Linked DNA regions of Homo sapiens: region 2 is linked to region 1. The links are chromatin loops, found by intact Hi-C in ENCODE. Cell type or tissue: psoas muscle. All regions are shown on one strand. Each heading gives the region's core, and the rest is flanking DNA. Links, peaks and the distances in the headings are about the cores only.

The links. Hi-C counts contacts between places; a loop is a spot of excess contacts. Peaks named below come from ENCODE experiments on the same cell type or tissue, not always from the same donor. Only the 100,000 strongest peaks of a DNase experiment are listed, where the experiment ranks them.
Region 2: it touches region 1 in a loop (1.8-fold over the local background); 1 of 110 quality-filtered maps calls a loop at or near these places.

The regions. Positions count from the first base shown.
Region 1 is chr12:92,803,534-92,806,454 of GRCh38, forward strand. The region is part of intron 18 of EEA1 (early endosome antigen 1); the gene reads right to left. Among named protein-coding and RNA genes, the nearest start is that of PLEKHG7, 100 kb to the left of the region's middle. In psoas muscle, for the core only: no CTCF peak of the experiment used is centred there; no DNase peak of the experiment used is centred there.
Region 2 is chr12:92,869,740-92,872,660 of GRCh38, forward strand. The region is part of intron 2 of EEA1 (early endosome antigen 1); the gene reads right to left. Among named protein-coding and RNA genes, the nearest start is that of EEA1, 58 kb to the right of the region's middle. In psoas muscle, for the core only: no CTCF peak of the experiment used is centred there; a DNase peak (open chromatin) is centred at 1,132; H3K4me3 peaks cover 822 bases; H3K27ac peaks cover 1,851 bases.

The DNA.
Region 1 (2,921 bases), core at 157-2,656:
TCCAATGTAATCAGAATAAATTTGTAACCAATAAAAATAAGTCAATATGTTAAAGGGAGGTTGTTAAAAGATGTACTAATAAAGTATTTGAAATTGTGTATTAATACAATATCAAAACTGTATTTATACCTCGAAATCTAATTTTTTAGTTCTAGAAACACACTTTTACCTCCTAAAAAATAGCTGGAAAAGATGTTAAAGCTTAATAGGTTCACAAGATATTATTCCTCCTTGATTTTTAAAGGTCCAAATGGAAAAGTCATTATACTAATATTATTTTACATTTTAATATAGTTAAAATCCCTGTTAAGCAACCTTAGAATTAAGACTTGATATATTTATTTACTATGCTGCTTAACTTTTTCAAAATTAATTACAAAATCATAAGACTATGTGAATCAAAGAAAGCAAAACAGAAATAGAGGCTTACATAGTCACTGTGACACTTCTTGTTTTTTTTTAAGTAACTAAGGGAAGAAATAAACAAGTCCACAATCATAGTTGGAAACTATAATATCTCTTTTTAGAAACTGATAGAACAACCAGAGGAACAAATTGGCAAGAATATAGACAATAAGAACAGCACTGTAATTGTTATTTATAGCCACTCCACCCAATAACACAGAGTACATATATGTGCACATGGAAAATTAATTATGATAAGCCATATGCTGGGCCTTAAATAAGACTTACTTTCAAAAGTTTGAATTTTACCAAGAATGTTCTCTGACCACAATAAAATTAAATTAGAAATTAGGGCCAGGCACGGTGGCTCACGCCTGTAATCCCAGCACTGTGGGAGGCCAAGGTGGGCGGATCACAAGGTCAGGAGATCGAGACCAACCTGGCTAACACAGTGAAACCCCCATCTCTACTAAAAACACAAAAATTAGCCAGGCATGATGGCAGGCACCTGTAATCCCAGCTACTCGTGAGGCTGAAGCAGGAGAATCGCTTGAACCCAGGTGGCAGAGGTTGCAGTGAGCCGAGATCACGCCACTGCATTCCAGCCTGGGCGACAGAGTGAGACTCTGTCTCAAAAAAAAAAAAAAAAAAAAAAATCAGTAACAATAATATACCTAGGAAAGCCTCAATATTTGGAAAGTAAACATACTTATAACCTACACATTAAAGAAGGAATCACAAAGGAAATCAGAAAATATATTAAACTGCAGAGGAATGAAAATACATTGTAAGATGGGAGGGAAACATTGGGTGTATAAATGTAAGGGGGCCCTCAAAAAGGGGAGCCCTGTATCCTGTTATTTGGGCTAAGCCCTGGGCTCATGGGTGGGGTTTAGTCAAAGTCTCTATATGTTTATCTGATATAAGAGCAGAAGGGACCCCAGCCCTCCTTGCCTAGGTAGTACTCCAGAAATGTGAGAAGACCTCAGAGGAGAAATGTATGTACAAAGTACATAGGCAAGAAAGATCTTAAAGGTTTTCCTACCCCAATAGGATGTGGGAGCCCTGTAAGTGAATTCTGAACCATGAGATTAGAACATAGAATGAAAATGGGTCCACTTCCATTGGGCCCATTGGAAACAGAAAGAACCATTGGGCCTGCAGAGTTTTTGAGGAACAGAACAAAAGCCATCTCGGAGATGATCTTCATGGACTGATGCCTGCATTCTAGAGATAATGATGAACCATTTGGTTGGTAATGTAATGGATCAGATATGCTCCTCAAATACCTAGGCACTGGAAACTACCGTGAGGAGGAATGCCACCTGAGGCACAAGATGCAATTCTATAACCTCCGATTCAAAGCATCAGGACCCAATTTACTAGATATGAAAATGAGAATATTTTCACCATCATATCCCCAAACAAGGATGAAAACCATGAAGGTGTGAAACAACTTAATCATCAACTCTGATGGGTTTTATTTCACCTTTCTGAAGAGGACTTTTCTCAGGTTCTTAGTCTCTACCTTTACTACTGGAACAGTCAAGAGCCCTCATCCCCTTGACACAAGTCAAGTCCATCAACTCAGTCAGAGCAGGTGATTTGATGTTTAAAGACAAAATGTACTCAAATGTAACCAGTTATATGAAGACATTCAAATGAATTGGGTGGAACTGATTTTTATCCATCAAAATAATGGTGAGTGATGTGTTCATTGAAGATCTCATCATGGCAGGACCCAAATTCAGCATCAACATCAAGGATAAGCTGGGCAAGAGACTAATTCTACCTTGGGAGTGAACGAATGATGCTGCAGCTAAGCACTTCTATGGCTATATATGTTCAGAAGCACATGCCCATTCTGCCACCAGAGACATTTGAAATTTCATATACTAATAAATCGTATAGGTCCCAATAACTTCTAAACCAATCCACCCTTATACTCAGAGCTGCCATGAATCCATTGAGCACTTTAGTGCAAATTAGAAAAAAGATACCCTCTTTCAAGATAATTTATTCCATCTGTGGCAAAACTGTCATAATACACTGATTTTATTAGAATAAGGCTACATACTACCATCTGCAGAAATCTTACATCTAGCATTGACAAGTGAAAAGTGGGTAACTGAAAAAAAGAAACAGATACTACAAAATGTAGACAGACACAGTGACGCTTTCACATTTAAAAGCTATTAAAAAAAAGCAAAGTAATAAGGTCTAAAGATGGAAACAATAAAGAGGAGAAATAAATAAGATAGAAAACTGACAAAATAAATCAAAAGCTTTTTACAATAGTCTGATAAAACTGATAAATCTCTAATTAAATTGATTTTTAAAAAGACAAATTAGCATGATTAAGAATAAAGGAGGAACACTACTACAGATCCTAACAGACCTTAAAAGTGTAATATTATGAACAACTGCCAATAAACTTGAAGTTTAGAGGAAATGAACCCATTTCTGAAAGACACAATGTACCAAAACTGACTCAAGAAAAAAAAATCAGGAAATTA
Region 2 (2,921 bases), core at 143-2,642, 66 kb after region 1:
GAGATTCTGCCTCAAAAAAAAAAAAAAAAAAAAAAAAAAAAAAAAAAAAGGAAAGCCCTTATTTTAAGTGCAGAGTAGGTGAGATTATTACTTTTGATTTTGGCTAGTCCATCAAGAAGAAAAGTTGACCCACAAGGTCCAGAAGGATAACATGTGATAAAATGCTAACCAGATTTTCAAGAATCTTTTATGCCTCCAGCTTTGCTTGCACTGCTTCAGCCAGTTTAACTGGTATCATCCTACATGCACCCATTTTCTCCACCACAGTTAAAATCTCTGGTTTAACTGTCCTCCTATAAAGTTTTTCCTGAGTTCCTCTTATGCTGAATTAGCCACTGCACTTTTTGCAAATAATACCTATCATAGAAACCTCCTGGGGTAGAGATTGTACCTTATTCACCTATTATCTCCCTCACCTGCCAAAATATCTGCCACATAAAAGGTACTCCATTAATGTGTCAAATAACTAAATGTTGTTAAGAATCCTTTCTTATATACATAATTACCTCATAGAAAAAAGTAATTTTTGGTCTTTCTGGTGCAAAAGGTTGCATTATTTTATAAGATTTATAAAATATTTTTTAAAAGCTATGTTTCCTTTGTTTTTGGAATACCATAGTGATTTTCAAAGAAAACACATTATCAGGATCATCTGAGAAATTCTTTTCAGCCTGAAAATGGGCAGCGCTTCCCCTAACTTGCTCCCCTCCTCAGCCTTTGTTACGTGCAGCCTCAGATACTGGGAAATACTGAGAAATATTTTCGGACTGATCCACTGTTACTTATGAGAGTATGTCATTCTGTCACCTTCCTCAAGTCTAGGGGTGTTAAAACAAAAATTGAGACAGTCTGAGATTCAAGTTCTAACGCTGTATATTTTCCTGAATAGGGACAATAACTGTTTATATGCAAAGTCTTTTTCCTTTTTTTTTTTTGGCGGTGGTGGGGCAGGGACGGGACAGAGTCTCACTCTGTTGCCCAGGCTGGAGTGCACAGGCATGATCTCGGCTCACTACAACCCCTGCCTCCCATGTTCAAGCGATTCTTGTGCCTCAGCCTTCCCTGTAGCTAGAATTACAGGCACATGCCACCACACCCAGCTAGTTTTTGTATTTTTAGTAGAGACAGGGTTTCACCATGTTGGCCAGGCTGGTCTCAAACTCCTGACCTCAGTGGTCAGGCTGGTCTCAAACTCCTGACCTCAAGTGATCTGCCCACCTCAGCCTCCCAAAGTGCTAGGATTACAGGCGTGAGCCACAGTGCCCAGCCTCAAAGTCCTTTTTCTAAGTAAGAGCAAAGTATTTTATACTAAAGCATTTTAATACATCCATTAATGAAACATTAACAAAATAATAAAAATATAACTTACCAATGTTGGAATAATATTCACTTAATATTTTGATTTCATGGCAAAATTGATACAAAATATTAACTTAAATTTCTGTATTTATTTACAAATTCACAAAAAGACAGCTGCAAACAGGAAGAGAAACCACGCAGACTTCCCAAGAGCCTCTTTTCCTTATTGAAACTTCCTTTAAGCATGCATAATTAAAGCAATCCATATTCCCTTGTAGCATAAAAAGTTAAGCAACACCGAGGCAAGGAAAAACCAGCTATTTTGAGCAACCCAAAACCAAGCTGCTAAAACAAAATATACAGGACCCACAGTAACACTGGAGTCATTAAGAAGTTCCTGTCCTCTTGTTTCATTTTCATCGTGCACTTTCTGGTAATGCTCCAATAAATCAATAGCAGTTATACATCTTTTCATACATAAGGGGCAGATGAAACCCTGTGAAATAACAACTTTTAGAAAAATATACAGAAAAATATTTTTATAAAACAAGACAATGCAAATAGAAATAACAAGAAAATAACTAGTGTATCTCTTCTGGTATACGTAAGGAAAATTTTCAAGTGGTAACTGTACAAAAGGTGAAAATCTATCCAAAGTAGGACTTCTAAAATTAGTTCCCATCCTTATGCTATAAATTTGCATTGGTTCAATTCCTTTTCATTATGGTATCCAGTTGCTTCAGTTAGAATATTATTTTGTTTATGACACTTTTAAAAAATTCTTTCTGCTTATGATACTTTGTCCTTACCTATGTAAGACCTATTATCGGCAAGTTAGCTTTTATTTTATTTATTTATTTATGAGACAGTTTCACTCTGTTGCCCAAGCTGTAGTGCAATGGTGCCATCTCAGCTCACTGCCATCTCCGCCTCCGGGGTTCAAGGGGTTCTTGTGCCTCAGCCTCCCGAGTAGCTGGGACTACAGGCGCGTACCACCAGGCCCAGCTAATTTTTTTTTTTTTTTTTTTGAGACGGAGTCTCACTCTGTCGCCCAGGCTGGAGTGCAGTGGCACGATCTTGGCTCACTGCAACCTCCTCCTCCCAGGTTCAAGCAATTCTCCTGCCTCGGCCTCCTGAGTAGCTGAGACTACAGGCATGTGCCACCACACCTGGCCAATTTTTGTATTTTTAGTAGAAATGGGGTTTCACCATGTTGGCCAGGCTGGTCTCCAACTCCTAACCTGAGAAGATCTGTCTGCCTCGGCCTCCCAAGGTACTGGGATTACAGGCGTGGGCCACCACGCCCAGCCGAGATCAAGAAATTACTGGCAAGTATAACAAATACTTTTATGTCATATAATGTGTTCAACAAAGAAGTTCTCTTTGAAAGTAATTTAATGAAAGTAATTTTTAGTCTTTACTATATTCCACTAGGTTGAGATCCCATTCTTCCCCACACCCATAATTCCCAGCAGATGATTCTTCCTTGTAATTTTCTGAGCCAAATAAAACCATCTTCAAACAGTATTTTAAATTACATATACCTAACAATATCTATATTTTAAAATATGGGCTGTTATACTGATGTATGTATGGCTTGAGGTTTTGTCAAATAAGAATAA